Linked DNA regions of Mus musculus: region 2 is linked to region 1. The links are chromatin loops, found by intact Hi-C in ENCODE. Cell type or tissue: heart. All regions are shown on one strand. Each heading gives the region's core, and the rest is flanking DNA. Links, peaks and the distances in the headings are about the cores only. Region 1 has its middle 10 kb from the start of Mettl21e. Region 2 holds the start of Gulp1 (GULP, engulfment adaptor PTB domain containing 1).

Region 1 (15,414 bases), core at 3,507-11,506:
AGCTATTTCATCCTAACAGCAAGCATTGCTTTTTGTATTGGTTATTTTATTTATTTATATTTCAAATGTTATCCCCATTTCAGGATTCCCCTCTGAAAACCCCCTATCCCATCCCTTCTCTCTCTTGATTCTATGAGGGTACATTCCCACTCACTCACTCACACCTTCCTAACCACCCTAGCATTCTCCTATGCTGAGGCATGTAGCCTTCAAAGGACCAAGGGCCTCCCCTCCCATTGATGCCAGATAAGTCCATCCTCTGTTGCATATGCAGCTGGATCCCATGGGTCCCTTCATTGTACTCTTTGGTTGGTGGTTTAGTTCTTGAGAGTTCTGGGGGGAGGGGGACGTCTGGTTGATTAATATTGTTGTTCTTCCTATGGGGTTGCAAACCCCTTCAGCTCCTTCAGTACTTCTGCTAATTCCTCCACTGGAGTCCCCGTGCTCAGTCCAATGATTGGCTGCAAAAAACTGCATCAGTATTGGTCAGGCTCTGGAAGAGCCTCTCAGGAGACAGCTAAACTAGGTTCCTATCTGTAAGCACTTCTTGGCATCAGCAGTAGTGTCTGGGTTTGATGTTTGCATATGGGATGGATCTGCAGGTGGGGCAGTCTCTGGAAGGCCTGTCCTTCAGTCTCAGCTCCACTCTTTGTCCCTGTATTTCCTTTAGACAGGAGCAATTCTGGGTTAAAATGTTTGAGATAGGTCGGTGGCCCCAACCCTCAACTGAGGGCAGTACCTAACCTCTGGATATAGTCTCTACAGGTTGTCTCTCCCTTTTGTTGGGTAGTTCAGCTAATGTCATCCCCATTGGGTCCTGGGAGCCTCTTGCTTTCCTGGCTTCTAGGAATTTCTGGCGACCCCCAGTTGTCCATCCCTGACTACTACAAACCTCTGTTCAATTTTCTGATCCTCTGTATATATCTCCCCTGTCTCCTCCAACACCTGATCCTGTCCCCCTTTTTGACCCCTCCCCCTCCTCTCTCTCTCCCAAGGCCCCCCTCCCTCTACCTCTCTGATTATTTTGTTTTCCTTCCAAGTAGGACTGAAACATCCAAGCATTGGTTTCCCTTCTTCTTGAGCTTCATATAGTATGAGGGTTGTATTGTATTCTGAGATTTTTTTCCCCTAATATCCACTTGTCAGTGAGTATATATCATTTGTGTTCTTTTGTGACTGGGTTAGCTCACTCAGAATGATATTTTCTTTTTTTAAATATATTTTTTATTAGATATTTTCTTTATTTACATTTCAAATGTTATCCCCTTTCCTAGTTCCCCCTCTGAAAACCCCCTATCCCCTCCCACCTCCCCTGCTCACCAACCCACCCACTCCTGCTTCCTGGCCCTGGCATTCCCCTGTACAGGGGCATAGAACATTCACAGCACCAAGAGCCTCTACTCCCATTGATGACCAACTAGGCTATCCTCTGCTACATATGCAGCTAAAGTCATGAGTCCCACCATGTGTTTTCTTTGATTGGTGGTTTAGTTCCAGGGAGCTCTGGGGGTACTGGTTAGTTCATATTGTAGTTCCCCCTATGAGGCTGCAAACCCCTTCAGTTCCTTGGGTACTTTCTCCAGCTCCTTCATTAGGGACCGTGTGCTCCATGAAATGGATGACTGTGAGCATCCACTTCTGTATTTGCCAGGCACTGGCAGAGCCTCACAGGAGACAGCTATATCAGGCTATTGTCAGCAAGCTCTTGTTGGCATCTATAATAGTGTCTGGGATTGGTGGTTGTTTATGGGATGGATCCCTAGGTGGGGCAGTCTCTGGATGGTCATTCCTTCAGTCTCTGCTGCGAATTTTGTCTCTGTAACTCTGCAACATGGGTATTTTGTTCCCTCTTCTAAGAAGGATAGAAGTATCCACACTTTGGTCTTCCTTCTTCTTGAGTTTAATGGGTGTTGTAAATTGAATCTTGGATATTCTGAGCTTCTGGACTAGTATCCACTTATCAGTGAGTGCATACCATGTGTGTTCATTTGTGATTGGGTTACCTCACTTAGGATGATATCCTCCAGATGCACCCATTTGTCTAAGAATTTCATAAATTCATTGTTTTCAATAGCTACATAGGGATATCTCCCTGTACAGGTGGACCAATTTGCATTCTTCTACATGTTGACCACCAGTTGAACTATCACCATTTGGTGAAAATGCTGTCTTTTTTTTCCCACTGGATGGTTTTAGCTCCCTTGTCAAAGATCAAGTGACCATAGGTGTGTGGGTTCATTTCTGGGTCTTCAATTCTATTCCATTGATCTTCCTGCCCGTCACTATATCAATACCATGCAGTTAATAATAATCACTATTGCTCTGTAGTACAGCTTGAGGTCAGGGATGCTGATTCCCTCAGAAGTTCTTTTATTGTTGAGAATAATTTTTGCTTTCCTGTTTTTTTTTTGTTATTGCAAATGAATTTGAGATTTGCTCTCTCTAACTCTATGTATAATTGAGTTGGAATTTTGATGGGGATTGCATTGAATCTGTAGATTGCTTTTGGTAAGGTGACCATTTTTACTATCTTAATCTTGCCAGTCCATGAGCATGGGAGATCTTTCCATCTTCTGAGATCTTCTTTGATTTCTTTCTTCAGAGACTTGAAGTTCTTTTTTTTTAAACTCTTTTATTATTAGATATTTTCTTTATTTACATTTCAAATGCTATCCCCAAAGCCCCCTCTACCCTCCCCCTGCCCTGCTCCCCAATTCACTCACTCCCGCTTCCTGGCCCTTGCATTCCCCTGTATGGGGGCATATGATCTTCGCAAGACCAAGGGCCTCTCTTCCCATCGATGGCCGACTAGACCATCCTCTGCTACATATGCAACTGGAGACACAGCGCTGGAGGGTACTGGTTAGTTCATATTGTTGTTCAAATCTTGTCAGGCAAATCTTTCATTTGTTTGGTTTGAGTCAAACCAAGATACTTCATATTGTTTGTGTGTATTGTGAAGGGTGTCATTTCCCTAATTTTTTTCTCGGCCTGTTTATCCTTTGAGTATAAGAAGGCTACTGATTTGTTTGAGTTAATTTTATATCGTACCACTTTGCTGAAGCTGTTTATCAGGTTTAGGGGGTTTCTGGTGAAGTTTTTGGGGTCACTTAAGTATACGATCATATCATCTGCAAATAGTGATATTTTGACTTCTTCCTTTCCAATTTGTATCCATTTCATCTCCTTTTGTTGTGTAATTGCTCTGGCTAGGACTTCAAGTACTATATTGAATAGGTAGGGAGAAAGTGGGCAGCCTTTTCTAGTCCCTGATTTTAGTGGGATTGCTTCCACCTTCTCTCCATTTAGATTTATGTTGGCTTCTGGTTTGCTGTATATTGCTTTTACTATATTTAGGTATGGGCCATAAATTCCTGAACTTTCCAAGACCTTTAAATTGAAGGAATGTTAAATTTGTCAAATGCTTTTTCAGCGTCTAATGAAGTGATCATGTGATTTTTTTCTTTTAGTTTGTTTATGTAGTGGATTATATTGATGGATTTCTATATATTGATCCAATCCTGCATCCCTGGAATGAAACCTGCCTGATTGTGTTGAATGATTGTTTTGATGTTTTCTTGGATTTGCTTTGGGAGAATTTTATTGAGTATTTTTGCATCGATATTCATAAAGGAAATTGGTCTGAAGTTCTCTTTCCTTTTTGCGTCTTTGTGTAGTTTTGGTATCAGCATAACTGTGGCTTCATAGAACAAATTGGGTAGTGTTCCTTCTGTTTCTATTTTGTGGAGTAGTTTGAGGAGTATTGGTATTATATCTTCTTTGAAGGTCTGATAGAACTCTGTCTGCACTAAACCCATCTTGTCCTGGGATTTTTTTTTTTTTAATTTCTTTAGGGCTTATGGGACTGTTTAGATGACTTATCTGATCCTGATTTAACTTTGGTATGGTTGTTCCTAGGTTGTAAAAACCCCAAAGAGACCACCAGGAATCACAACCTGCTGCAATCACATGAGGGTCTTTATTCAAGCTCGAGCTTGGATCACCAACCTTCCTGATGGAAGAGGATAGAGAGTGGAACCCCTAGGTCTAAGTGATGGAGGTTTATAAAGGAAAAAACCACAAGCAGGGTTTCTAAGCCTTGGCATTACATGAAAGAGTAAAGGAATGCCCTCCTTCAAACCTGGTAACATTTGTTCAGACAGAGGGGCGAAGCCATGCAGTAAAAAGGGACCTTTCTGACCTGGGAAAAGTCAGTTTTGCTATCAGATGCTGGTGTATTTTTACAACTGGCCACAGCTGTCTGGGAACACTTAATTGTCTCTTTTTCATAGTCTAAGAGTGAGCTATTATCATTTCACGGCATTTTTATTAATTTGGACACTCTGTGCCCTCTGGTTAGTCTGGCTAAGCGTTTATCTATCTTATTGATTTTCTCAAAGAAACAGCTCCTTGTTTTGTTGATTCTTTGTATAGTTCTTTTTGTTTCTACTTGGTTGATATCAGCCCTGAGTTTGAATATTTCCTGTTGTCTACTCCTCTTGAGTGTATTTGCTTCTTTTTCTCCTAGAGCTTTCAGGTGTACTATTAAGCTGCTAGTGTATGCTCTCTCCAGTTTCTTGTTGGAGGCACTCAGAGCTATGAGTTTTCCTCTGAGCACTGCTTTCATTGAGTCCCATAAGTTTGGGTATATTGTGCCTTCATTTTCATTAAATTCTGATGTCTTTAATTTCTCTCTTTATTTCTTCCTTGACCAAGTTATCATTGAGTAGGGCGTTGTTCAGCTTTCATGTGCATGTGGACTTTCTGTTGTTTTTGTTTCTATTGAAGACCAGCCTTAGTCCATTGTGATATGATAGGATGCATGAGATTATTTTAATCTTCTTGTATCTATTGAGGCCTGTTTTGTGACCAATTCTATAGTCAGTTTTGAAGAAGGTACCATGAGGTGCTGAGAAGAAGGTATATTCTTTTGTTTGAGGATGAAATGTTCTATAGATATCTGTTAAATCCATTTGGTCCATCACTTCTGTTAGTTTCACTATGTCTTTGTTTAGTTTGTGTTTCCATGATTTGTCCATTGATAAGAGTGGGGTGTTGAAGTCTCCCACTATTATTGTGTGTGATGCAATGTGTGCTTTGAGCTCTAGTAAAGTTTCTTTTATGAATGTGGGTGTCCTTGCATTTGGAGCATAAATGTTCAGAATTGAGCGTTCATCATGGTAGATGTTTCCTTTGACCAATATGAAGTGTGCTTCCTTATCTTTTTTGATAAATTTTGGTTGAAAGTTGATTTTATTAGATATTAGAATGGCTACTCCTGCTTATTTCTTGGGACCATTTCCTTGGAAAATTGATTTTAAGTCCTTTACTCTGAGGTAGTGTTTGTCTTTCACACTGAGGTGCAATTCCTGTATGCAGCAAAATGTTGGGTCCTGTTTATGCATCCAGTCTGTTAGTCTATGTCTTTTTATTGGAGAATGGAGTCCATTAATGGTAAGAGATATAAAGCAGTAGTGATTGTTGCTTCCTGTTATTTTTTGATGTTATTTTTATGTTTGTGTGACTTTTTTTGAGTTTTTAAGAAGAAGTTTACTTTCTTGCTTTTTCTAGGCTGTAGTTTCCTTCCTTGTGTTGGCATTTTCCATTTATTATCCTGTGCAGAGCTGGATTTGTGGAAAGATTGTGTAAATTTGGTTTTGTCATGGAATATTTTCCTTTCTCCATCTATGGCAATTGTGAGTTTTGCTGGGTATACTAGCCTGTGCTTGCAATGTTGTTCTCTTAGAGTCTGTATGACATCTGCCCAGGATGTTGTAGCTTTCATAGTCTCTGATGAACAATCTGGTGTAATTCTCATAGGTCCGTCTTTATATGTTACTTGACATTTTCCCCTTAATGCTTTTAATATTCTTTCTTTGTTTTGTGCATTTGGTGTTTTGATTATTATGTGTTGGGAGGAATTTTTTTTTTTCTGATCTAATCTACTTGGAGTTCCGTTGACTTTTTTTTTTTTTTTTTTTTTTTTTTTTAATCTTCATTGGCATTTCTTTCTTTAGGTTAGGGAAGTTTTCTTCTATACTTTAGTTGGAGATATTTACTGGTCTTTTAAGATGGGAATCTTCACTCTCTTCTGTACTTATTATCTTTAGATTTGGTCTTCTCATTGTGTCCTGGATTTCCTGGATGTTTTGAATTAGGAGCTTCTTGCATTTTTAATTTTCTTTGACTGGTGTGTTAATGTTTTCTATGTTATCGTCTGCACCTGAGATTCTCTCTTCTAGCTCTTGTATTCTGTTGGTGTTGCTTGCTCTATGACTCCTGATCTCTTCTAGGCTTTCTATTTCCAGGGTTGTCTCCCTTTGTGATTTCTTTATTGTTTCTATTTTTATTTTTAGATTTTGGATGGTTTTGCTCAATTCCTTCATCTGTTTGGTTGTGTTTTCCTATAATTCTTTAAGGGAGTGTTGCCTTTTTAAGGGCTTCTAGCTGTTTATCTGTATTCTCCTGTATTTCTTTAAGGGCATTATTTATGTCCTTCTTAAAGTCCTCTATCTTCATTAAGAGATGTGATTTTAAATCCAAATCTTGTTTTTCCAGTGTGTTGGGGTGTCTAGGGCTTGCTGTTTTGGGAGAACTGGATTCTGATGATGACAAGTAGCCTTGGTTTCTGTTGCTTATGTTCTTGCCCTTGGCTTTCACCATCTGGTTATCTCAGTTGTTCGATGGTTTTGCTGTCTCAGACTGTGGCTTGTCTCTCCAGCAATCCTGTGTGTCAGTACTCCTGGGAGACCAGTTCTTTCTGGGAGGAATTTGGGTATGGAGACCTGTGGCACAAGGTCAGCTCAGGAGTGCATATGGAAACTGGAAGGGTCCTGTCCCTGGCTATTCCTTGGTTCCTGTGTCCTTATGGCTCTGGACATGTCCCTCTTGGGTCAGGAATTTGAAGAGAAGTGGTGGTCTTACTTGTGCTCACAAGTGTGTCGGCACTCCTGGGAGACCAGCTCTCTCCAGAAGATATTTGGGTATGGAGTGCTGTGGCACAGGATCAGTTCCAGGTGCTGTGGAACAGGATTAGATCCCTCTGCAGACAGAAACTGGAAGGATCCTGTTCCAGGCTGGTCCTTGGTTCCTGTGTCCTGATGGCCAGGAAATATAAGTTTTATCACATGCCTCTAACATGTCAAACTTTGCAGAATAAAGTTGGGCAAGTAAGCATTGCCTTTAAGATCTTTCAATATGATGAACAAGAAGAGTTCCTCTTTTTAAACCTTGCAATTAGCTAGCGTACAGAATGTGACAAGCACTATCAGAGGGACTGGTACTCTTTGTGCCTTTCATTGAGTAAAAAGGAGCTGTCGTGCAGTTGCCATTATATTCAATCAGTCTTTAAACAGTCATTTCATGTACAGATGGCCAGAGAAAGCTTCAACAACTGCCAACTGAAGTCATAAATAGCTTTTCCAGTTGGCATGGTGGCACATACCTTTAACTCCAGCACTAAGGAAGTAAAGGCAGGCAGCTCTCTGAGTTTAAGGTAAGTCTAGTGTACAGAATGAGTTCCTGGATGGCCTCAGCTACACAAAATGTAAAGCAAAGCATAAAAGAAAATTAGCCTTTCCTTTGAGACAAAGTTACCTCCTTCAAATTACTATTTTTAAAAGACACAAACAACCTCAAAACCTCAGCCTTCTTTCAATTCTCACCAGCAGTTCCAGATTCTGAACTAAAATATAACGCCCGGGAGGTTGGTTCCAATCTCTTCCATAAAGTGACATCATAAATAATCACGTTCACTCATTGCTTACACCCTGAAAGGTTTGGAAGTGTTCAAATGACAAATAACTTGCTGATCATTTTTCCCTAAATCTAGTATGACTAAGATAAATTTCACTTTTAAGATTATAACCTAGTCCAGCTAGCCTAGTCCAGACTTTAAGTTATAAGAAAACAGGGAACAATTTTATTATTTATAAAAAGAAAATATAATTAAATGTACTTTAAAAAGTGGGCTTTTATGATTTTGACTAGGGAGGGGAGACTACAGTGCGGAGGACAAGAATCAAGCAGTTTTTAGTATCCCCACCAGATGGCACCATGAAACTGAGTTGGTGATAGAGTTAGTCTGGATGTGAGAGGTACAGCAAATAATTTTCAGGCTTGCCCAGATTTCATTTTTCTCTTGCTGTATTTCTCAAATATTTACCAAGCAGTGTGATTGTCCCAATCCCTCCTTTCTTTCTCTACCTGGTGGTGGCGGTGGGGGTGTGTGTAGTATGCATGCCTATTTTCTTGAATGTGTTTCACCTTGTATTTTGGGAAGGTGTCTCTTATTAAACCTAGAACTTGACATCATGACTAGATTGGCTGGCCAGTGAGCTATAGGACTCACCTATTTCTATCTGCTCAGCACTAGAGTTATAGGCATGCACCATCACTCCTGAGTTGTCTTGGGTGTTGGAGATCCAAGCTCAGGTCCTCATGCTTGTTCAGGAAGGACTTTATTCAGTGATGCATCTCCCCACCCTTATGATGAATCTTAAAATTTAAATTAATATTTTTAACTGGTACATGAAACCATAAATATACTAATCAGATACCATATTAGGTTAGATATTGTATATGTTGTATCACACTCAAATGGGATATGAGGTTAGATGTGTGTGTGTGTGTGTGTGTGTGTGTGCGTGCATGGGGACTGAACCTAGAATCCCAGGCATTAATTATTCCATTCGTTTACATCTCAAATGATATCCACTTTCCAGGTACCCCTCCACCCCCCACCCCAATCCCATGATATCCCACTTCCCGGTTACCCCTCTGCTATTCCCTCATCTCAATCTGCTGTTTCCCCTCACCTTTGCCTGTATGAGGGTGATCTCCCACCCACCCCCATTCTCCCACCTCACTGTTCCAGCATCCTCCTACTCTGGGGCATCAAACCTCCCCGGGACCAAGGGCCTCCCCTCCCTTTGCTGTTGGGCAAGGCCATCATCTGCTACATATGTATCTGGAGCTGTGGATCCCTCCAGGTACGCTCCTTGTTTGGTGGTCTAGACTTTGGGAGAATTGGGTAGTCAGGCCAGCCTATGTTGTTCTTCTAATGGGGTTGCAATCCCCCTCTGCTACTCCAGTCTTTCTGCCAATTCCCCCACCACGTTCCATGAATTCAGTCTGATGGTTGGCTCCAAGCATCTGCATCTGCAATTGGTCAGTTGCTGGCCGGACCTCCCCAGAACTGCCATACTTGGTTCCTGTCCATGAGCACCTCTTGATCATGGCAACAGTGTTGGGTTTGGTGTCTGCAGACATGATCTATCCTCAGATGGGACCATTCCTGGTTGGCCCTTTAGTCTCTGTTCCATTTTTTGTTCCTGTTCTTCTTTTGGACAGGAACATTTCTGGGTTAAAAAACATTGAGATGGGTGGGTGGCCTCATCCCTTGACCAGGTGCTATGCCTATCTTCTGGAGGTGGTCTCCATAGGTTCTATCTCCCCCTTTTCTGTGCATTACAGCTAAAGTCAATCCTGTTGGGTCCTGGGGGCCTCATGTTTCTCTGGTGTCTGGGACCCTGCAGTGGCTATCCCCAGTTCTTCAACCTCCCTGCTACCTATTTTTGCTGGATTTCCTGACCCTCTGTATCCCTCTCATATCTCCTCCAGTTTCTGATACTGCCACCCTTATTTCCTCCTCCTTCTTTCTCCCTCCCTTGTCCTCTTCTCCTTCCACCTCCCACAATCTCCTGTTCTCCCCTCAATGCAGGTCTGAAACACCCACCCCCTGGTCTTCCTTCTTCCTACTCTCCATATGGTCTGTAGGTTGTATCATTCTTCTCCTTCGTTAAATTTTCCAGAGGTACAAAGAGGAACAAGCCAGTAAAATCATTTCTGATTTTCTCAATAAATTGTAGAAAATTTGGTACACCTAGTTACCTACTTCATTTTCAATTACAATTGATGGATCAAGATAATCAAAGGCATTAGCTTCTTTAAGTTTAAAATATAGTTTCCACTATGAACCTTCTATATCCACCAAGCTCTCAGGAGGATCTGGAGTGGTTTCAGTAGTTGAAGGTGCTGGTGAATTAGAAGGCAAATTATTACTCCGACTCCAAATACTTAAAACATTTATCCTATACTTCTGCAACTGTAGAACTACTCCTGGTAACAACTTCTGCATTAGTCAGGGTTCTCTAGAGTCACAGAATGTATGAAATGTCTCTCTATATTGAGGGAATTTATAATGATGACTTACAGTTTTGTAGCCCAACTCCCTAACAATGGTCAGATGCCAATTGGAAGTTCAAGAATCTAGTAGTTGCTAAGTCTCACAAGGCTAGTTGTTTCAGCTGGTCTTCTGTAGAAGTAAATTCCAACAGATATGCTGGTAACTAAATGCAAGCAGGTGAAGAAGAGCAAATCTTCCTTCCTTTTCCTTTGTTTTTTGTTTTATTAGATATTTTCTTTATTTACATTTCAAATGTTATCCCCTTTCCTGGTTTCCCCTCCATAAACCCTCTATTCTTTCCCTTCTTGCCCTGCTCACCAACCCACCCACTCCTGCTTCCTGGCCCTGGAGTTCTCCTATACTGGGGTATAGAGCCTTCACAGGACCAAGGACCTCTCCTCCCATTGATGACCTCTGCTACATAATACAGTTGGAGGCATGAGCTGCACCATGTGTACTCTTTGGGTGGTGGTTTAGTCTCTGGGAGCTCTGGGGGTACTGGCTAGTTATTGGGGACCCTGTGCTCAGTCCAAAGGTTGGCTATGAGCATCCACCTCTGTATTTGTCAGGCACTGGTAGAGCCTCTCAGGAGACAGCTATAACAGGCTTCTGTCAGCAAGCTCTTGTTGGCATCTACAATAGTGTCTGGATTTGGTGACTGTATATGGGATGGATCCCCAGGTGGGACAGTCTCTGAATGGTCATTCCTTCAGTCTCTACCCCACACTTTGTCTCTGTAACTCCTTCCATGGGTATTTTGTTCTCCTTCTAAAAAGGACTGAAGTATCTACACTTTGGTTTTCCTTCTTCTTGTGTTTCATGTGGTTTGTGAATTGTATCTTGGGTATTCTGAGCTTCTGGGCTTATATCCACTTATCAGTGAGTACATACTATGTGTGTAGTTTTGTGATTGGGTTACCTCACTCATGATGATATTTTATAGTTCTATCCATTTGCCTAAGAATTTCATGAATTCACTGTTTTTAATAGCTACATAGTACTCCATTGTGTAAATTTTCTGTATCCATTACTCTGTTGAGGGACATCTGGGTTCTTTCCAGCTTCTGGCTATTATAAATAATAAGGTTGCTATGAACATAATAGAGCATGTATCCTTATTACATGTTGGAACATCTTCTGGGTGTATTCCCAGGAGTGGTATTGCTGGGTCCTCAGGTAGTACTATGTACAGTTTTCTGAGGAACTGCCAAACTGATTTCCAGAGAGGATGTGTCAGCTTGCAATCCCACTAGCAATGGAGGAGTGTTCCTCTTTCTCCACATCCTTGCCAGCATCTGCTGTCACCTGAATTTTTGATCTTAGCCATTTTGACTGGTATGAGGTGGAATCTCAGGGCTGCATTTGATTTGCATTTCCCTGATGACTAAGGATGTTGAACATTTCTTTTGTTTCTTCTCAGCCATTTGGTATTCCTCAGTTGAGAATTTTCTGTTTAGCTCTGTTCCCCATTTTTAAATAGGGTTATTTGGTTCTCTGAAGTCTAACTTCTTGAGTTCTTTGTATATATTGGATATTAGCCCTCTATCGGACATAGAATTGGTAAAGATCTTTCCCCAATCTGTTGGTTGCTGATTTGTCCTATTGACAGTGTCATTTGCATTACAGAAGCTTTGCAATGTTATGAGGTCCCATTTGTCAATTCTTGATTTTAGAGCATAAGCTATTGCTGTTCAGTTCAGGAAAATTTCTTCTGTGTCCATGTGCTCGAGGCTCTTTCCCACTTTCTTTTCTATTAGTATCATTGTATCTCGTTTTATCAGACCAATTTCCCTTATGAATATCGATGCAAAAATACTCAATAAAAATTTCAGAAACCAAATCCAAGAACACATCAAAATGATCATTCATCATGATTAAGTAGGCTTCATCCCAGGGATCCAGGGATGGTTCAACATATGGAAATCCATTAATGTAATCCACATTATAAATAAACTCAAAGAAAAAAACATATGAACATTTCATTAGATGCTGAGAAAGCATTTGACAAAATAAAACACCCCTTCATAATAAAAGTCTTGGAAAGATCAGGAATTCAAGGCCCATACCTAAACATAGTAAAAGCAATAAATAGCAGACCAGAAGCCAACATAAATCTAAATGGAGAGAAGGTGGAAGTAATCCCACTAAAATCAGGGACTAGACAAGGCTGCCCACTTTCTCCCTACCTATTCAGTATAGTACTTGAAGTCTTAGCCAGAGCAATTACACAACAAAAGGAGATCAAAGGGATACAAATTGGAAAGGAAGAGGTCAAAATATCACTATTTGCAGATGATATGATGCTATACTTATGTTACCCCAAGATCCACCAGAGAGCTCCTAAATCTGATAAACAACTTCAGTAAAGTATCTGGATATAAAATTAACTCAAACAAATCAGTGGCCTTCCTCTGCATAAAGAATAAACAGGCTTAGAGAGAAATTAGGGAAACAACACCCGTCACAATAGTCAAAAATAATATAAAACACATAGGTGTGACTCTAACTAAACAAGTCAAAGATCTGTATAACAAGAACTTCAAGTCTCTGAAGAAAGAAATTGAAGAATATCTCAGAAGATGGAAAGATCTCCCATGCTAATGGATTGACAGGATTAATATAGTAAAAATGGCCATCTTGCTGAAAGCAATCTACAGAGTCAATGCAATCCCCATCAAAATTTCAACTTAATTCTTCACAGAGTTAGAAAAAGCAATTTGCAAATTGATCTGGAGTAACAAAACACCTAGGATAGTGAAAACTATCCTCAACAATAAAAGAACTTTTGGTGGAATCACCATCCCTGACCTTAAGTGCTGCAGACCCTTTTGGTTCCTGTCTGTGTAGAACAGGTCTCTGGTTGCAGGTGGACAAGGAGTCAGTGAAGTGAATGGCAGACAGATGCAACACAGGAGATTGTGTAGAATCTGAATGTAATTTGTCAAGTCGAGCATCAAACTTTTTTTTTTCTTTTGGTTTTCAAGACAGGGTTTCTCTGTATAGCCCTGGCTGTCCTGGAACTCACTTTGTAGACCAGGCTGGTCTTGAACTCAGAAATCCACCTGCCTCAGCCTCTTGAGTGCTGGGAAATACAGAAGAATAACAGGAAACTAGGCGAGATACATCCACCAAGTTACAGTGACATAAAACATAAGGAATGTATACATCAAAAGGAGGCAGGGACCAGGCCGCTGCCACTAAGAAGGGAGCCAGGTGTATTGCTAGTCTATTGTTAAACCCACCACCAGGGGTTCTTAGTAAATGCCTGATTTATGCTGTTTCTTTGGGCCTAGTGAAGAAACCTGTCTCAGGGGGATTCCATAAATCTTTCATGGTAAACCCACCTATTCGCTAGGCCATTATGAATTCCCTTATCTGGGTAAGACTAGCTATTGTCCCAAGTAAACACTCTGCAGACTATTTCAGCTCTGTTCTTTGTAATGCCTAATTAGTTTCACTGTCTCTACTAGAAGTAAATTTGAATGTTACTGAATAGATAACCTTCTCACTGAATTCCTACTGAATTCCAAGTTTGTCTGCTTCAAGGATTTTCTAGGATGTTGGAACACTGGCAAAGGCTTAGCTATGTCAGAATTCAATTTTTAAAGGCACTTTTAATAAAATAATACTAAAAGAGAGCATGTGAATCCATACACCAGACTAACACGGGGATAGGTTATGAGTATATGGGTTATGAGAATGCCTGGTTCTAGGAGGTTAAGTTTCCGTGAAACTCTTTGCCTCGTGAGTGCTTCCAGGCCTATCAGCCTGCCAAGCAGACTTCACTGGAGTGTGCGTAGCACTCAAGCTGTACTACAGAGCAAATGTGATAAAGACTGTATGGTCCTGGTGCAGTGACAGACTGGTAGATCAATGGAATAGAATTGAAGACCCAGAAATGAATCCACACACCTATGATCACTTGATCTTTGACAAAGAAGCTAAAACCATTCAGTGGAAAAAGACAGCATTTTCAACAAATGGTGCTGGCTCAACTAGTGGTTAGCATGTAGAAAAATGCAAATAGATCCATTCTTATCTCTTTGTACAAAGTTCAAGTCCAAGGGGAATCTTCCTTTTCCCAATTTCCTTATGTAAGTCTCGAGCAGATGGTGTCTGGGTCTGGGACTTGTTTTGTCCTGGACTGACCTTGAACTCTGAGATATCCTTGCCATAGTCTCCTGGGATTAAAGGCATGTACTACTTTTCCGGGCCTAAGCTTTTCAAAGCCACTATGCTTCAAGATCTCCATGCCAAGATCCAGGTCAGAAACTTGTGAATTCAAGCCTCAAGATCTGGATTACAGGTGAGCCCTCCCATTCTCAGTTGTAGTTCATTCCAGATATAGTCTAATTGACAACCAGGAATGACCATTACTCCCATTCTGGTCTCTGTGGGCTCATAAGCACATTCCTACACATATGAATGTGAATATAAACTAGCACAGTAACAGAAGCAAAACAAAGAAAATGTTTTGTATGGGGCAAAAGGTTTTAGGCAATCCCATAAGCTATAATCAACACCACTTCCCCAATACATTTTAACTTTCTAAGCTCACCAGTTCTTTTCATGCAGAAGTAAGAATATTGTCAAATCTGCTTCTTTCTCTAATTTTATCCTTTTTCTATATTTTCAGATAGAATGTTGTTCTTTATCATGAAATGCAATAGTATTGTGTGCCACACTGTCTTTTTTAATTAATTAACTTTTAATTAATTAATTTTTATTAGATATTTTCTTTATATACATTTCAAATGCTATCCGCTGCATATGAGGCACACTGTATTATTGTCAGTGGCATTAACACAACTTGCAAAGATATTCTTCAAAAATAAGTACTGATGAGAGGTCAAATCTATTCCATATTGGGACTGGCCTGCATGAAGAAGAAGAAGAAGAAGAAGAAGAAGAAGAAGAAGAAGAAGAAGAAGAAGAAGAAGAAGAAGGAGGAGGAGGAGGAGGAGAAGGAGAAATATAAGGCCCGAGAATTGTGCCCAAAGCTGAGCCCAAGCTGCACCCAAGTACCAGAAAGGACCCATGCTTTGTCCTTGGCCAGAATCACTCCCTAGGTACTTCCTAGCAACAGTTAATCAAAAATTAGTTGGAATATTTCAGATGTACTTTCAGACCATTTGTGATTGTATATGGTCTTGTTTCAGAGCACTCAACTGTTGGATTACAATAGTCATTCAATTTGATGGTTGCCAGGATGGATTCCGTTTTTTTAT
Region 2 (15,414 bases), core at 4,139-12,138, 320 kb after region 1:
GGATAAACAATTTTATTTTTTTCAAGATCCTCAGTAATGCATGGTTTTTCCTATAGCTTTTTAAAAGGTAGTATGTCTTTATATAAAAAGAATCTAATATTTTTATGTAAAAACCCAATGGTCAAACTATTGCTAGTTTGTTATAATATGATGTAGCTTAATTCACATTGATCAGAGTTTCTCTGACATCTAGCAAATATCTGGAACATGTCTTTTCTCTATCAAATATAATCTCTCTTTGACATTGTTTTATTCAGACTCCGTGCACATCAGTAAACTAGAATTTTTTTTTACAGTTGACTGTTGTCTTCCTATTTGTGCTGCTTAGTTTTATTTACTTTCATGGCTCTTTGAACAAATGTCTTCACATCCACAATTTATAATTTTCTTAAGAAATAGAATTAGAGATTGAAAAAAATAATTTCTGTTTAGCTGTAATCTTAAGTATGTAGATAAAACTTATAGGCCCCTGGAGGCACCTACATAATTTTAATTTTGTAAAAACTAGCAAAGGTTATAAAAATGTACATTGCAGGTATGTGAGCAGAGGTAGACAAAATGGGGGTTACAAAACTCCAGATTTCTCCATAGTTATATTATGGCTTTGACTCTTCTCAAGTGTCTGCCATAGTTGAATTCTCAATGACATGCAATTTCTGTCTCTAAAAAAATGGCAACCAACTATGACCAGGGTTCAAAGTTTATAGACATAAACCAAAACTTCAAAAGTATAAGATTGCATCATTAAACATTTTTCTAGTAGAGCAGATTATTGTTTATATTTATTTGCCTTTTCTGTTCCCTCTTGAATTTAGCAACTCAGATACCCCAGGACATACAGTTGGATAATAAGAGAACACAACTCCTCAATTGTCATCCCTATGTTCAATGTCACATAGCGTCAATAGCCTCTTGGAACTGTTACCAGGATGATTTCTAATTTTGTCAACAGGATACGATATCCTATGTTAAGTTTCTCAATAGCTTCTATTTACTTTAAGAAGATCAAATCCTCATTCTGCTTATCCATACACAAGGCTGTTTAAACTTTCTAGTTTTTATCTTGTTTTGTTTTTTGTTTTTGTTTTTGTTTTTGTGTGTGTTTTTTGTTTTTGTTTTTGGTTTTTTTTTTTTTTTTCAGGTGATTCGGTTTGTGACCTATTTGTTCTACCCCTAGTATCTCTTTCCATCTTTGTGGCCTGCCACATACCCAATATCCTTTCACAACTTAGAGCACACTTTGAAAATGTGACTAAGTTCTAAGTTGTTGGCATGTACTGCCCTGGAGCATGAAAGAATGCTTTCCTATTTTAGTGCCTAACCTGAGTTATTTATTACATTATTTACTTGGTGAGTTTTCATCTATTGGACGGCGAGTGACCAGGCTTATTAACCATCATCTCTCTCATCCCTGCTCAATAGCTGCTATTTGAAGTCCTTACTTCACTGAAGGTAGAGGAATTAATGATAGAGCTTCCCTGTAAATTTGATTGCCACCACTTCTTTCTGGTTCTTAATAGGAGGCAAGTATGATTCCTTAAGGAGAGAATGTTTTATATGTAAACTAAACTTCAAAGGTGATTGTCTACAGAGGAAAAAATTTCTTCCTTACAAAATAATTACAATTTAAAAATGTAAAACTTATGAAAAAAAATAGAAAAGATGCCACTAGAACACTAGAGTAATAATTACTACAGGAGCAATCTGCCAATATATGTTAAGATTATTGGGGGAAAGTTTAAGGAGTAATAAAATACTTCATATTTTAAAGTGTGTCCCCCAATTATTAATTCCAAAGGTAAAATATTAATTTTACAGTGGAGAAAACTGGCAGGCACTACCTTGGATCTTGGCATGACCCATATGAATTCTCATCATGCACTTCTATTTTTTATGCAACAAGGACACTCAAGTTTTATGGTATTTCTTCCCCAAACTCACAACTCAGTATAACTATGAAAAAACTGAAGACAAAGTAGACTTGAGAGTTCATGTAAAAACATTTAACAATTTATTTTTAGGTCACAAACTGATCCTTCCTGCAGTCAGTTTACGTAAAGGATTTGTGTGGTAGTGAAATTGATTCAGGCAGCTGACTGAACAATGGTTTCTGCAGTCACATCCTCTGTAAACCATCCCGTTTCCATCAAGCTGATAGCACTTATCTCTCTGTAGTCTCAGATTGCTGCCTATCGAGACTGTTGACTGAGAACCAACAAGACAGGGCCCTGTTCTCACAATCTTTGCACAGATTGCCTTTTACAGAAAAGCCAGAGAATTATTTTAACAGAGAAATGGAAAAGTACCCGTGAGTGAAGGTTTTAGTTGTGATTGGAGTCAAAGTCACATTTGCATTATAAAGTGTGATAGAATTTTCCTAAATCACATAGTGTCAATCTGAAGCATGTAAGCAAGGCATATTGCTTTGCTCTACTTTTCTTTCAGAGCCTTTATTGTGATATAGAAAATTATGAAATTAGTATTCTAGAAAAAAATGCCAGACCCTAATTTTCAAATAAACTTTTACTTTGTCAAAAACTCCTTTAGTCTATTAATATTGTAATCTTTTGATAAAAATTCTATCAATAAATGAATCTATTGTTGGGTATATTCTTGCATTTAGAGTGTGGTAGCAATACCATCACTGGAAAGAGAGGCCCATTGGACACGCAAACTTTATATGCCCCAGTACAGGGGAACACTATGGCCAAAAAGGGGGAGTGGGTGGGTAGGGGAGTGGGGGTGGGTGGGTATGGGGGACTTTTGGTATAGCATTGGAAATGTAAATGAGCTAAATACCTAATAAAAAATGGAAAAAAAAAACTGTAGTTTCTCACAGAGATACTGCTTAGAGCAAACTTTCTAACCCTGCAATCACTGTGGCAAGAATGCACTTTGTGGACACCAATCCCAGGCATAAAGCATGAATTTTCTGATGCAGGATCTGGTGGTTTTATTTCTCAAAAAATCATTCCAGTGTAGATTGCTCATAAACTGAACTGAATCAAAAAGGTGATTGTGTATCCAAACCTGTGCTTTTTCTCATCTCTCCCATTGTACAAGTGGTGTGTGTTCTTGTAGTACTCAACAAAGGTGCTGATGTCATAGGTGGGAGGCAAAGGTACAAGATGGATGGCTGCAGAAGTCAGGTTTGCTCAAAATGGAAAGGCATCCTTTTCTACAATAGAAAGAAGAATTAAATAATGAAATGTTTCAAGTGTTACATAAGATTACTAATTAACAGAAAAGTGTGAAGTGGTGAAAGGTAGAAAAGGAAAAGATATGATTAAAAAAAAAGACTGATTCCAAAGATCAACTGAAAATTTAGTCTAGAAAGAATATGATAGAACTTTGAATGAGAGAAGAAATAATAGAAGAGAACTTAATAAAATGATGTTATGTGATTAAAGGCTGTGGTAATTTTTGGTTGTCTGAATACTGTAGTAGTTAAATGAAAAAGCACTCTGACATCTTGTGTCATGCTTTCATGAAAACTGGTTTCTTTTAAGCAAGCCCTGTAAATGCTTGACTAGGAGCCGAGACTGAGTTTGTAGCTAGACAAGCTGTGCCATTCTTCAGGATCACAGACCTCACTAGCTTGACTAAAGAGAAAACTTGGCCGTTTTTCCTTCTGGGAAAAGAGCATTTTAATGTTCTATCCTCAATATTATTTGACCAGGACTGGGGCTGAATTCTAAAATCACTAGATAATGAGTAAATCATTCATTTAGTATGTGGTGTTGAATACGTAGTCACCATTTTGTGGGGGCAACTGATAAAACTTTATACGTAACAACAAAACAACATGGAAAGATGAAAAGGTGTGTGTGTGTGTGTGTGTGTGTGTGTGTGTGTGTGTGTGTAATTACTTTTGGTGAAATTCTTTATGAACATAGCCAAAAAGGATAGACAAGTGATCATAGAACACTGCATTTCACTGCTAATATTTATTGGAGTATCTCAGAGACCCCAGCAAAGCCTTGGGAGTGCAGACGAAGGGCTGACAATGAGCATTCCTGATGGTAAGAACATAGATGTGATTTACTTCTTCTTTTGCATGTGACCCTATTAATATTTTCATAAAAAATGTTTCATCTTTCATCAGGAAGACCAAAATAAATTACTTCTTTTAGAAAGTGGGTTAACCCAGGCTGGCCTCGAACTCCAGATCCTCCTGCCTCTGCCTCCTTCAGCAAATCCTACCGGCCTGCACCACCAGAGCTGGCAAGAAGTGGGAGTGGGTGGGTAGGGGAGCAGGGCAGGGGGAGGGTACAGGGAACTTTTGGGATAGCATTTGAAATGTAAATAAATAAAATATCTAATAAAAAAGTAAAAAAAAAAAGTGGGTTAACGTGGCAGATAAATGCCTGTTAACTCTGGAGTCAGACTGTCCCTAGGAATCAAAAGGATATTTGGCCATTGCTATCTTTAAGATAGGTTTCTTGTTTCAGTTGAGAATGAGTCTGAGACTTTAATTCCACCATGGTGTTTATTTCCTTTCAGAAAGAATTATGTTACTTTATAGAATGCATTTTCAGGAATGTAGTGCTAAATAATTAGCTATATTTTGTTTTGTTTTATTGTAAAAGGGCATTTGTTAATTCAAAATAACAGGCAATTTTCAACTTAATGTTCTCTTTTGCTTCTTTCCTCCTTCCTTCCTTTGTCCCTCCCTCCCTCCTTTCCTTCTTAGACAGGATCTCCATGTATCTCAGGATGAATCTCCATGTACCTCAGGCTGGCTGCAAACTTATTGCATTAGATATTTTTTCTCATTATTTTTACAAAATACTTAACAAAAGCAACTCAAAGAAAGAGTTTCTTTTACTCCCATTTTGAGACTACAGTCACTCGTGGAAGTGAAGACGCGGAGGCTGCAGCAGCATGACAAGTAGGATGATCAAGTCGCATCCTTAGTCAGGAAACTGATGGACTAACTAGCTGGTGCTCAGCTTCTTTTCTCTCTGTTTCCCTTTGTATGGAATCAGGCGCTCCTGGAAGGGTGTGAGTTTGGAGAAGATCTTCAACCTCAGTTAAGTCTGCTTAGAAATGTCCTCACAGACAAACCCAGAAGTTTGGTTTCTAGATGGTTGTAAATCCTGTCAAAGTGTAATTGTCAGGAATTACCTTGCTGAAACTACAGGGGTGTGGCATCACCTCCAGGAGCAACAAAAGTCAGTCAGTTTTATTCTTACTCAAACAAGAGGAACTGCAAATTGGCCTGAGCAGGAACATTACTTTTTTTTTTAATATTTTTTATTATTATGTATTTTCCTCAATTACATTTAGAATGCTATCCCAAAAGTCCCCCATACCCTCCCCCCCCACTTACTTTTAAAATTAATAGAAGGCTGCTCATTTTTATGAGCATATTTTATATTTTATATATTTTATCTTTATCCAGCATGATAAATAGTAAGTATTTTCAAATGTAACTTTGAGGAAATTCAATGTGCACTGTCTAGTGGTTATACCCTGACAGTTTTCCATAACCTTTTCCCCTTGGCGTCTTCCTTCTCATAAGTCTGATTTTAAATTTTGTTCGGTTTTGGTTTAGTGCTGATAAAAACCTTGGTTCTAACATCCTTGGGATCTTTATACCTCCAAGCCATTTCCTAAAGAAGTTCAGTTTGAAAGTTAGACAATGAACATAACTTACACAAGAGCTAATTTAGAGACTTTAAGTTTTCTGAGAAACTACAAAAGCATACACTGATGCGCATTATGTGCAATGTCTGGAAAGAGGCAGCTGCGGAGACTCGTGTGTTTTCAAGTATCCATCCAACACTGAATATACTTTGTAGTAATAATTTGTTTTCTGTGTAGTAACTTTGACCTGTCATAGATAGGGAACACAGATCTAAATAAAGAACGAACTCAGATCTTCAGGAAATGGTTTTAATCAGGCAATGAGGACAAGGCTGCAAAGGAGACTCTTACTGAGAGGGGAACACCGGGTTGTAGCTCCGAGAACCCAGGCCTTAGCTCTCCAAAGGCAGACCAGTTTCACCATGGAGTTTAGTGAGAAAGGGGTTAAAAGTCCTTTTAAAAGCTAGTAGAGGCAAATGAACAGCTAAAAGAACATGCTCTCCAGTAGTTTGTAGACTGGAGTTTATAATGTTCATCTCTGTAATCAGATACTTTCTTTTGGTCCTATATTTAAGAAGAGTTGTTAATTGAAAAAGATCTGCTGTTTCTTAATCTAGTATATTCTTGGGAGTCTAGTATTCTATGCTAGACTAGACTCTATGGAGTCTAGTATTCTAGTATTCTAGAATCTTTTACAACTGCATTAAAATACCCAGTATTTACAGGTATTCTTAGGTGATAGCTATACTGATAAAATCATTATGCAAATGGCATTGCTTAATTACCCATAATTATTCATGAATTATTTACGATTATTTACAGAAAAAACTACTATACTTGTTTTCAAGTGTTTTTGTTGTAATTTCCTTCCTTCCTTCCTTCCTTCCTTTCTTTCTTTTTTTTTTTTTTTTTTTTTTTTTTTTTTTTTTTTTTTTTTTTTTTTTTTTTTAGGGTTCTGTGTATCCCAAGCTTTCCTTTAACAAGTTATATGCCTAAGATAATGGTAAACTTCCTATTTCTATCTCCTGAGTGCTGGGTTCACTTGTGTGTGTCACCACATCTATTTTTATGGTGCACATTAGACAAGGAGCCAATAAAATGAGCTACATACTCATCCTCTCTGTTATAGTAATTTCAATGTATGCTTATTTATTTTGATAAAGGGGAAAGCAAGCAAGGAAAAAAGAAAGAAAGAAAGAAAGAAAGAAAGAAAGAAAGAAAGAAAGAAAGAAAAGAAACCCACGAGCCAAATTCACGCGATCTAAACGTGGAGTCAGGAAATCACCTAACATCTCTGACCTTCCTTTACCTTAGGTTCCAAACAAAGGAGTTTGCTTAGACTACATGATCTCCACATTGTTTCTGTTGGAAATACTGAGAGGTTGGGTCTTTTTAATGCAACAAGTATCCGAAAAGGCTCACTCACTTATAAAATGTTTGGAGAGGAATTTCCACTAGCATATCCTGTCTCTTCAAATTACAGCAAAATATGATGGAATGTTTAAGAACCTTTTTTTTTTTTCTGTCTTCTTTCTCTAAAACTCGTCTATTTTAACCCCTGTACACTTGACTGCCATAAACTATAAATAACACCTAAGTCTTTTCTCCTATTGTAATTGGATAGGTAACAAGAGTGTCCTGGAAAAGAGAAAGAGTAAGAAAGGGGTCTGAAATGGATTTCGGTCCCTCTGCTGCCTCTGCCCTGGCTTGGACTACATCATGTTCCAAAGCACATCGATATTTACGCATGTTAGCCGTGTAAACCGCTTTATATCTTTCCCCTTTATTTTTACATCCGAACTAAAATTGGGACAGCTAAATTTTAAGGATTATCTTCCCAGAAAGGTTCTCAGCGGTCCTCTCACGCTCCAAGATTCTCTCTTATGAGGATGTGTTCTTCTTCTTTTCCCAGTCAGAAGTTTACCAGGCTCATTTAAGAATAGTTTGCTGTGGCTGGGTGTGGTGGCGCATGCCTTTAATCCCAGCACTTGGGAGACAGAGAGAGGCGAATTTCTGAGTTCAAGTTCGAGGCCAGCCTGGTCTACAGAAAAAAAGGAATGGTTTGCTGTTTTCCTCTCAACTCCACACCATTTCTGTTCTGAATTCTGAGGTAAGCACAGAAAGATTGCTAATAAGTAGAATGTGGCTGTCGAGAAAGTTGTCCTATTATTTTGGAGGGAGGGTGTTGGAGTAGGGGGATGTAGGGTTGTGGGTCCCAAGTCCACTCCACTACAGGGCACCGGCGCTTGGGAATCTTGACAGGACTTACCCCACACTGTCCCTGGGTGGGTGTTGGGCTGCAGGGAAGCCACGGGACTCTGCTCCGGGGGTGGGGAAGCACAGCCTGAGGTGCAGGACAGCCAGAGCTGGCTTGGAGCTCCCCAGGCCTGTGATAAGACCTGGTCTTCTGGTTCTCAGGCTCTTGGACATCCAGGTGCGGCTGGAAGCTGAGGAAGAGCTGAAAGCAGAGTGGGGGCCCGAGGGTTGGATCTAGCCCAGGGCCAGGGTGGGGGAAAGAAGGGAGGAGCTCTGGCTGGTCTCAGGGGAGAGTCCTTGGCTTGAGTTTAGCTTGGGCTTGGGTCCTGGCTGGGAGCACAGAGAGGCCTTCTATGGAAGATTACACAGTGGCTCTGTAGACAAAGGTCATCTCCGTGTCTCCCTGCGGCAGATCCTGAAGAAAAGAGGCAGTCCTTGGTTTTAAGGCATTTATTGTCATGGCAGAAAGTGGATGTGTAAAACCATACCCCCCTTCTCAGGGTGGGCCTGAGATTAAATACCTTTTACAGGGAGAGTACCTCATTAAAATAGAGATTAGATTTGAGCCTATGTGACCACAGGTCATATCCTCTACCTGTGGAGGGGCTTGGGGAGTTGCGCTTATGTAACTGATGACCACAAATCTATGGAGGATGGAGGTGGGGCTACAGCTAGTGACAGAGGCCTGGTGTCCAGGAGCAGGCAAAAACTCCTACTGTCCCTTCATGGTCTCCTGGGCATTTAGCCTTAGCTCAACCAGGGACCAGCTACCTTTCACCGCCCCACGGGGGGGAGGGGTAACGTGCAAAGATTCAGACAGAGTTTAAAAGAGAAAGAAAGAAAGAAAGAAAGAAAGAAAGAAAGAAAGGAAGGAAGAAAGAAAGAAAGAAAGAAGAGAAGAGAAGAGAAGAGAAGAGAAGAGAAGAGAAGAGAAGAGAAGAGAAGAAAAGAAAAAAGAAAAGAAAAAGTCTAGTCCCTGCAGCTGCGTTTCACGAGGCTGTGGAGAGCCCTCCTCACTTATATTTATGCCCTTTCTGTGTCACTTTCTTTTTTGTTAAACCTCAGAGGTGTTTTAAATTCTTACCAAACAGCATCTGTGGGAGGAGGTTTAAAAGGAAACCTGGAGCTGTGGAAGTGGGGCGGGGCCGGTGTTTTCTCTCCGTCTGAAATAAGAATGGACAGCTTCTTCTGGAAACCGGTTTCTTTCTGTCTTACTCCCTAACCTCTCCAGGTCTGCCTTTAAAAGCAGGACAGTTCTGCATTACTGCAGAAAACCCCACCAGCGTCCCTAGTGCGCACACAGAGCCGGAGTTTTCTTCTGGCCGAGAGGGGGAGCCCGGCGATCCTAGCCCTCAGCAACCGGGAGTCCCGACCCAGCCCCTGCCGTCGCCAGCACCAGTTTGGGCTTCAGCGGATTAGAAGGAGGGAGAGGACCAGAGCCCTAGGGTCCGGAGCCCAGTGCCTTTCGAACCTGCACAAAGTTTTCCTGTGGGATACGAACACGCGATCGTGGGCCACGGTTCCCGGAGCTCCTGTGCCTGCCCCAGCCCTGCGACCGCATCCCTCTACAAGCCAGGGTAGGAAGCGGGAGCGTCTCTGGTCCGGCCAGCTATGGCCAGGTGGCGCGGAACCAGGAACAGACCCCGAGAGGAAAGCGCAGTTAGCAGGAGGGTGAGGAGGGCACCGGGCTGCGACCGCTTATAGGTTGCGCAGATTCCGACCCCGAGGGCACAGGGAGTCTGTGGGCACTGAAAGAGGGACCTGTTGCTGCAGGCGGGGGCAGTGAGGGAGGAAGATGGGGCCACCCAGGGACGCCAGCCCTGTGCCTTCCCGCCGCATCCTCCCCTCGACCCAAGGAGGAACTTCTGGGCGAGGTGGGGGCTAGCAGGCGTCGGGAGCAAGCGGTGGGGGGACGCTGGACCATCCCGCCCGCTGCGGGTGCATGGAACAGAGGCTGCTCAGCAAAAGGAGGCATCGCTGGGTCAACTAGGCGACCCGAGAGCCAACTTCCTCCAGCTTGGTCTCGCTTTGTTTGGGTCGCTGTAAAAATGTGGGCAGCGGCAGGGGAGGCGGCAAGGAGCTTGTGACTGGGCCGCAGATACTTTAAAGCCCTACGTGGGTAGGGCCCCCACTCTCGGGCGGTGTCCATGCGGCTGCCCTTTGGCTAGGCCGGTCAGATCCCCGCTTCTGCGGGCGTTATGTTAGTGGGACTCAGCTTGCCAAGCTTGCTTGCTCTGGTCCACCTCCTGGTGGTGGCCCAACTGGCTCTCTATCCTGGGGCTGCTGGGCTGATTTCCCTGTTTGCAGGAGGGAACTCTGGGCAGTCTAGTTTTCTTGGAATGTGTTTACAATGTAGAATGGGACTTGAACAGGAAGCTGAACGCTGCAGCTAGAAATAGCGTGCCAAGGTAGAGTGAGGGAGATACAGCTGCTGTTGGGGAAACTCTCAAGTGTGGGCTGGCAGTCAAGGAACACCCCTACCTCACCCCGACACACACACACACACACACACACACACGCACACGCACACACACACACACAGCGTCTTAGTTTTTCTTGATGGAGCTTGTCTTTGTTAATAGACATTTACGTGCGATATTTCAGTCTGTTTGACAACATAATATCAATTAGGAAGATTTAATAACTGTGTATTCTGTCTGCTTTTAAAAATGCTGCACCAACATTTAAGAATGAAAACTTTCTAGACTCTGTCAATTCTATTAATTCTAGGGCTTGCAGAGGCCAGGATACCTATGATTTTATGTAGTCCATATGGCTGAACAGGTCGTAAAAGAGTACGAATTAGAAAACAGAGTAAACGATGAGAGGTGGAAAATCCTGAAAGGAATTGGATTTTTTTTTTCAGTTTTGCAAATTGCCTGGTTGCTCTGCCAGCCTTTCCCTCCTTCTTCCTCATAATCAAATAGCTAGAAATTGCTAGAAAACCCACCGAATGGGAGAGTTTGGACGCTGGTGTCTGCAAGCTTTTCTAGAAACAACGGTGAGACTAAGGTACTGCTTCACTGCATAATTAAACTCTCCTTGAGCTGTCCAGGAGCATTTCCCAAGTTTTTAAGACTGACAAGAAAAGAATGGAAGAATCTGGCAGGCAGCCAAACTAGACTGAACTCAGTAGGCAGGCCTGAAAGAGACTCGGGAAGTTGCAGGGCATAATTTGAATGGCTTGGTGGTGGTACTGGGGCTTAAATAGGGGGGTTCTTTTAAAATGAAAACTTTAAATGACTAAGAGTCTTTGGGGAAAAAAATAAAAACAAAAACAATTGACTAAGCATAGAATGCAGTTGAATATCAAGGAGAGTTAAGAAGGCCCAAAGGGAAGTGTGGTCCTTTCCACCCTTGCTCTGAAATAGCAACAGTTTGCGTGTGCTTACCCTGTTACTCGGTCTTCTCCAGATGCACCTTGTTAGCTGCCACTTCAGTCCTTCAGGCCTTGACCTTTCTTCTTTGTTTTCATGGCCAGTAAGAATGAAAGACCAGCACTGAGCAGATGGTTTTCCACCTAAATTGATTAATTCAATTAATTTCAGATAGCTTGGATTTGGGATCATAGAATTAAAGGGGAAAATTCATCTAGTATGTCTTTCTTGTATTACAGAAGAGCCCCCATAATAAACAAATCTTCCTCCTTTCCCTGAAGCAGGATAAATCAGGGTGCAAACTTACTGCTCCTTTCTCAATTCCAGGCAATCTAGAAACCCTGAGCCTTATCTGAAATTCAGACCCTTTTCTTTATTATCTTTGCTTCTATTTAATCTGTCCCTCAATTTGTTCCTTAGTGAGGTGGATGAGGTAGGCATGGGAGGTAAAGGGTAAAAAGCAAATGTGGTTTGTATTCCTTCTGAATGTTGGAGTTTGAGGTTGTAAATGTCACTCTTCTCTCTGAGGTTGACTTTATGAATCACCCTGTGCAAAGTGTCTTTCTTTACCATGACTTTAGTTTTTCCACTTGCAAAATAAACTTTCCTCTACACATTCCCAAGGTCACTAAAGGGATCAAGTGATGTGAAAAGCTTTTTTTTAAAGGTCATGACTTTTCTCACTGAGTCTATGAGAATAAAATTGAGTTGTTTATATCTGTTATACGTGCACAATAATATTTCTGTAAACTTATTTTTTACCTTTTATTCATAGCTATAGTATGACTGCATTGATATTATTGCTACTCCTCCCTTTCTGATTTAACATCTCCTGTCCTTTTCCCACAATTTGTCAAGTTAATCTCTTCATATATCACACACACACACACACACACACACACACACACACACACACAACTAAGAAAAACCTTACTACTTTCACTTACTGTTACTGGTATGTTTAGGATGACCACTTGGGATAAAGTAACTTGTGTCAAGGATCCAGTCCCGGGAGGAAACTCTTCTCTCAAAGCCACTGATTGACTGTAGCTCTTCGTGGAGGGATGGGACCTTGTGAAAGATGCACATTCACATTGTCATATCAGCTAGTATTGTCATTACGTTGATCTTGTTAGGTGACTGTGTTGTTGACGTTTCATGAGTGAGGTTTTTCCATCATGTCTGAGTTCTCTGTCTGGCAGTAGCTGTCCTTGTCCTTCCTCTTCTAACAGAGTTTTCCCTGAGCTTTAGGCGTATGAATTATGCTGTAGATGTATTTGGGTCTGGATTACTCATGCCATTTAGTCTCAGCACTTTGAACAACTTAATCTGTTGGAAAAAAACAAAACCCTCTTGGATGAGGCATGAGGGTTGCTCTTATCAAAGGGGCAAGTGTGAGAGCCAGAGTCAGGAGCCAGGGCTCGGAGTGCACAGTGTCTCAAGCCTAGGAGGGTGCCATGTCTCAGGCCTAGGAGTGTTCAATATCTCTGGCCTAGGAGTGTGAAGTGACTCAGGTCCAAGAGTGTGCAATATCTCAGGACTAGAAGTATGAAAAGTCTTAGGCCAGCTTGGTTTTCAGATTTTCATTGCTGAGCATGTTGAGTGAGATTTTGTTATAATAAAGGCTGAGTCATTTTGTTAAGCAGAAGAGAATAATTCATTGCTATTTGTTTATCTTTATATTAAAAAACAGTTAATTTTGAAGCATAGCTTATATTTTTCTTTATGAAACGTTAACAAGCATGTTTGCAAAATTGTGCTTATTTAGTTGTTTATCAATGTTTGCACATTCATTTTTTTGGTGCTTTTGAGGTAGTACCTCATTCTGTATCCCGGAATACCTGGTAACTCACTATTCATGTATCCAAGGCTGGTATACACTGGAAAAGAGGCAATCCACCAGCCTCATTCCATCTTTTGAGTTCAGGAATTCCAGGCATGAGCCTCCTTGCTAGCCCGCCTTTCTTAGAAGCAACATTTGAGAAACTAAAATACATTTGTAGTGTAGAAACTAACTGGTGATAAGCACAACAATTTCCATATGGATTCTATGCTAGATTTTGGAGCCACTGATGGGTTGACTCCTTTAGTATTTGTTATGTGCTGAATATGAGCCTTGTTTCTCTGTCAAGATTTTAGCACTGAACTCAGCTTTGTTTGTTTATCTGTATGTGTTAATTCATTTGTTGTCTGTATGAACATCTATAACTTGTGAACTTGTTAGTTGGTGAGTTGGTGATATGTGATACTTGTGAAATATTTAATTTTTAGTTTAGCTAATAGATACTATGTCAACAGTAAAACATATTACCTGTTTTTAGGTTCCTTGTGTTATTCATAAGAACAGGACAATTTAAAAAAGAAAACAGAATAAACATGATAAGTGTCTTAAAGACAGAAGCTCTGTAGAATGTTTACTAATAGTCTTTGTTATTAGATTTCACATTATCACAAATAATGGATGTATCAAAAGCAAGTATATATAGACTAAAGTGGTCTAAATTGTTGATATAGTAGTCAGAATATCCATACATTTAGTTTAACTACCAAGTGAATATTTAAGGATATATTGTGTTAATATTAATATAAAATGTCTACTTTTTTCTTTTAAAATCTTTTTCCCCTCTGTAGAATGGAAATGATGTCTTTTTGATGTAAGTTTTACTTAGCAGACTTATTTGTTTGCGATTCTAGTTGCAATATTGTGTGTTGTCTTCTAAAACCTCTAAAGGATAGAAAAAGTTATTACTTTGAACATAATTATGAATTCACGATAGTTACAGAAACGAATTGCATGGATTCTGTGAGCCCTGGTCCCTAAATATATGAAAGGCTGGTGGATCTAGACGTGTTTGCATTAATGCATTTATAGATCAGGAAGTTTATGTTTGTTCCCATGGGATACTAAATATATTCAAATTGGAAGAAGAAAAATGACATAAACTTTTTACATATCAATTGCTCTGCTTCCAAGCAGCAGAGATATTAAATTGAATCATACCTTTATTTTCAAAGAGAATAATCGCACATTATTCTTCGTAAGTAAGCCTCTCTGCTTTCACAGTGCTATTTGCTAATTTTGTGTTTGTTTTGTGCTTAGGAAATGGTTTTATCCACTCTTGTGATGCTAACCATGCATGATTTTTGACTTTTAAATAACACAGTTAGTTCACATATTGTGTAGGAGAATAAATGCTGGTTTTCTGTTTTCATTGAGGTGGTATATTTGTGGTAATTTTGAAATTGTTTTAAAAGGTCCAATGTTCTATGCTTAGAATAATTTAGGAAGAGTGCTTCATCTCACATAATATGAGTAAGTGATGAACTCAGGTCGCAAATGGATCTCCAGTGTTCTGTACTATGTTGCAAAGATAAAAAAAAAGTTTAAGAGCTTAAGTAACCTTATATTTATTTTCTAGTGTTTACCTAAGAAAACACATGAGTATAACAATACTAGTCTTTCTTTTACCTTTTTGTTGGGTGATAACATTACATCAACATACTTGTGTATATACCATCTAATGCCTTCTGACAAAAGGGATTTAGACTAGATCACATAAGCTTCCATTTCTTAGGTGCCTACACTGCCTCCTGTGTGTGCATTTCTAATTATGAGATATGTATGTTCTTGAATGTTTCTGTATTTGTGCTGGATATGTCTTTCTGTAGGAGTAAAGAAACTTCAGTTAATTTTGTTTTCTCAACTGAGAATTGAACCTCTAGGTCTTTTGAATCCTCAGTAAGCACTTTATAGTTGGGGTATACTCCCACACATAATGCATGCATATATGCATATACATATTCATATTGAGACAAAGGCTGACTATGAAGCCATAGTTGGATTCCCATCCAACTATGTGGACCAAAAGCTGGCCTTAAACATACAGAGATCTGCCTGTCTCTGCCGTCTGAGTGCTAGGATGAAAGGCCTGCAGCACCACACCCAGCACTAATTGGAATTTCTAACAGTATTTATTTATTTAATTCCTGTGTATTTATGTGCCTATATGACTCTATGTGTACAACTTGTGTGCAGTTGCACAAGAGGGTGTTAGATGGCCTGAAACTTGAGTTTCAGGCAGTTACGACCAGGGGACTGAACTCATATTCTCGACAAGAGCAGGAAATGTTCCTAAATACTGACCCTTCTTTATACTTTATAGCTTCTGAATTTAGAGAGAGAGGAGACTGT

What was found. Peaks named below come from ENCODE experiments on the same cell type or tissue, not always from the same donor. Only the 100,000 strongest peaks of a DNase experiment are listed, where the experiment ranks them.
Region 2: a loop joins it to region 1, with 3 times the contacts of the local background. A loop is called at or near these places in 6 of 42 quality-filtered maps.

What each region holds. Positions count from the first base shown.
Region 1 is chr1:44,221,192-44,236,605 of GRCm38, forward strand. No RefSeq gene overlaps it. Among named protein-coding and RNA genes, the nearest start is that of Mettl21e, 10 kb to the left of the region's middle. In heart, for the core only: a CTCF peak has its summit at 8,048 (motif pointing right); no DNase peak of the experiment used is centred there.
Region 2 is chr1:44,542,451-44,557,864 of GRCm38, forward strand. Gulp1 (GULP, engulfment adaptor PTB domain containing 1) reads left to right here and starts at 9,221. Exons shown (of 11, transcript NM_028450.3): 1 at 9,221-9,422. It overlaps Gm39635 (a long non-coding RNA gene), which reads right to left and starts at 9,007. Exons shown (of 3, transcript XR_865406.1): 1 at 8,930-9,007; 2 at 7,859-8,260. In heart, for the core only: CTCF peaks have their summits at 9,168 and 10,085; DNase peaks (open chromatin) are centred at 7,991, 9,211 and 10,121; H3K4me3 peaks cover 2,828 bases; H3K27ac peaks cover 3,267 bases.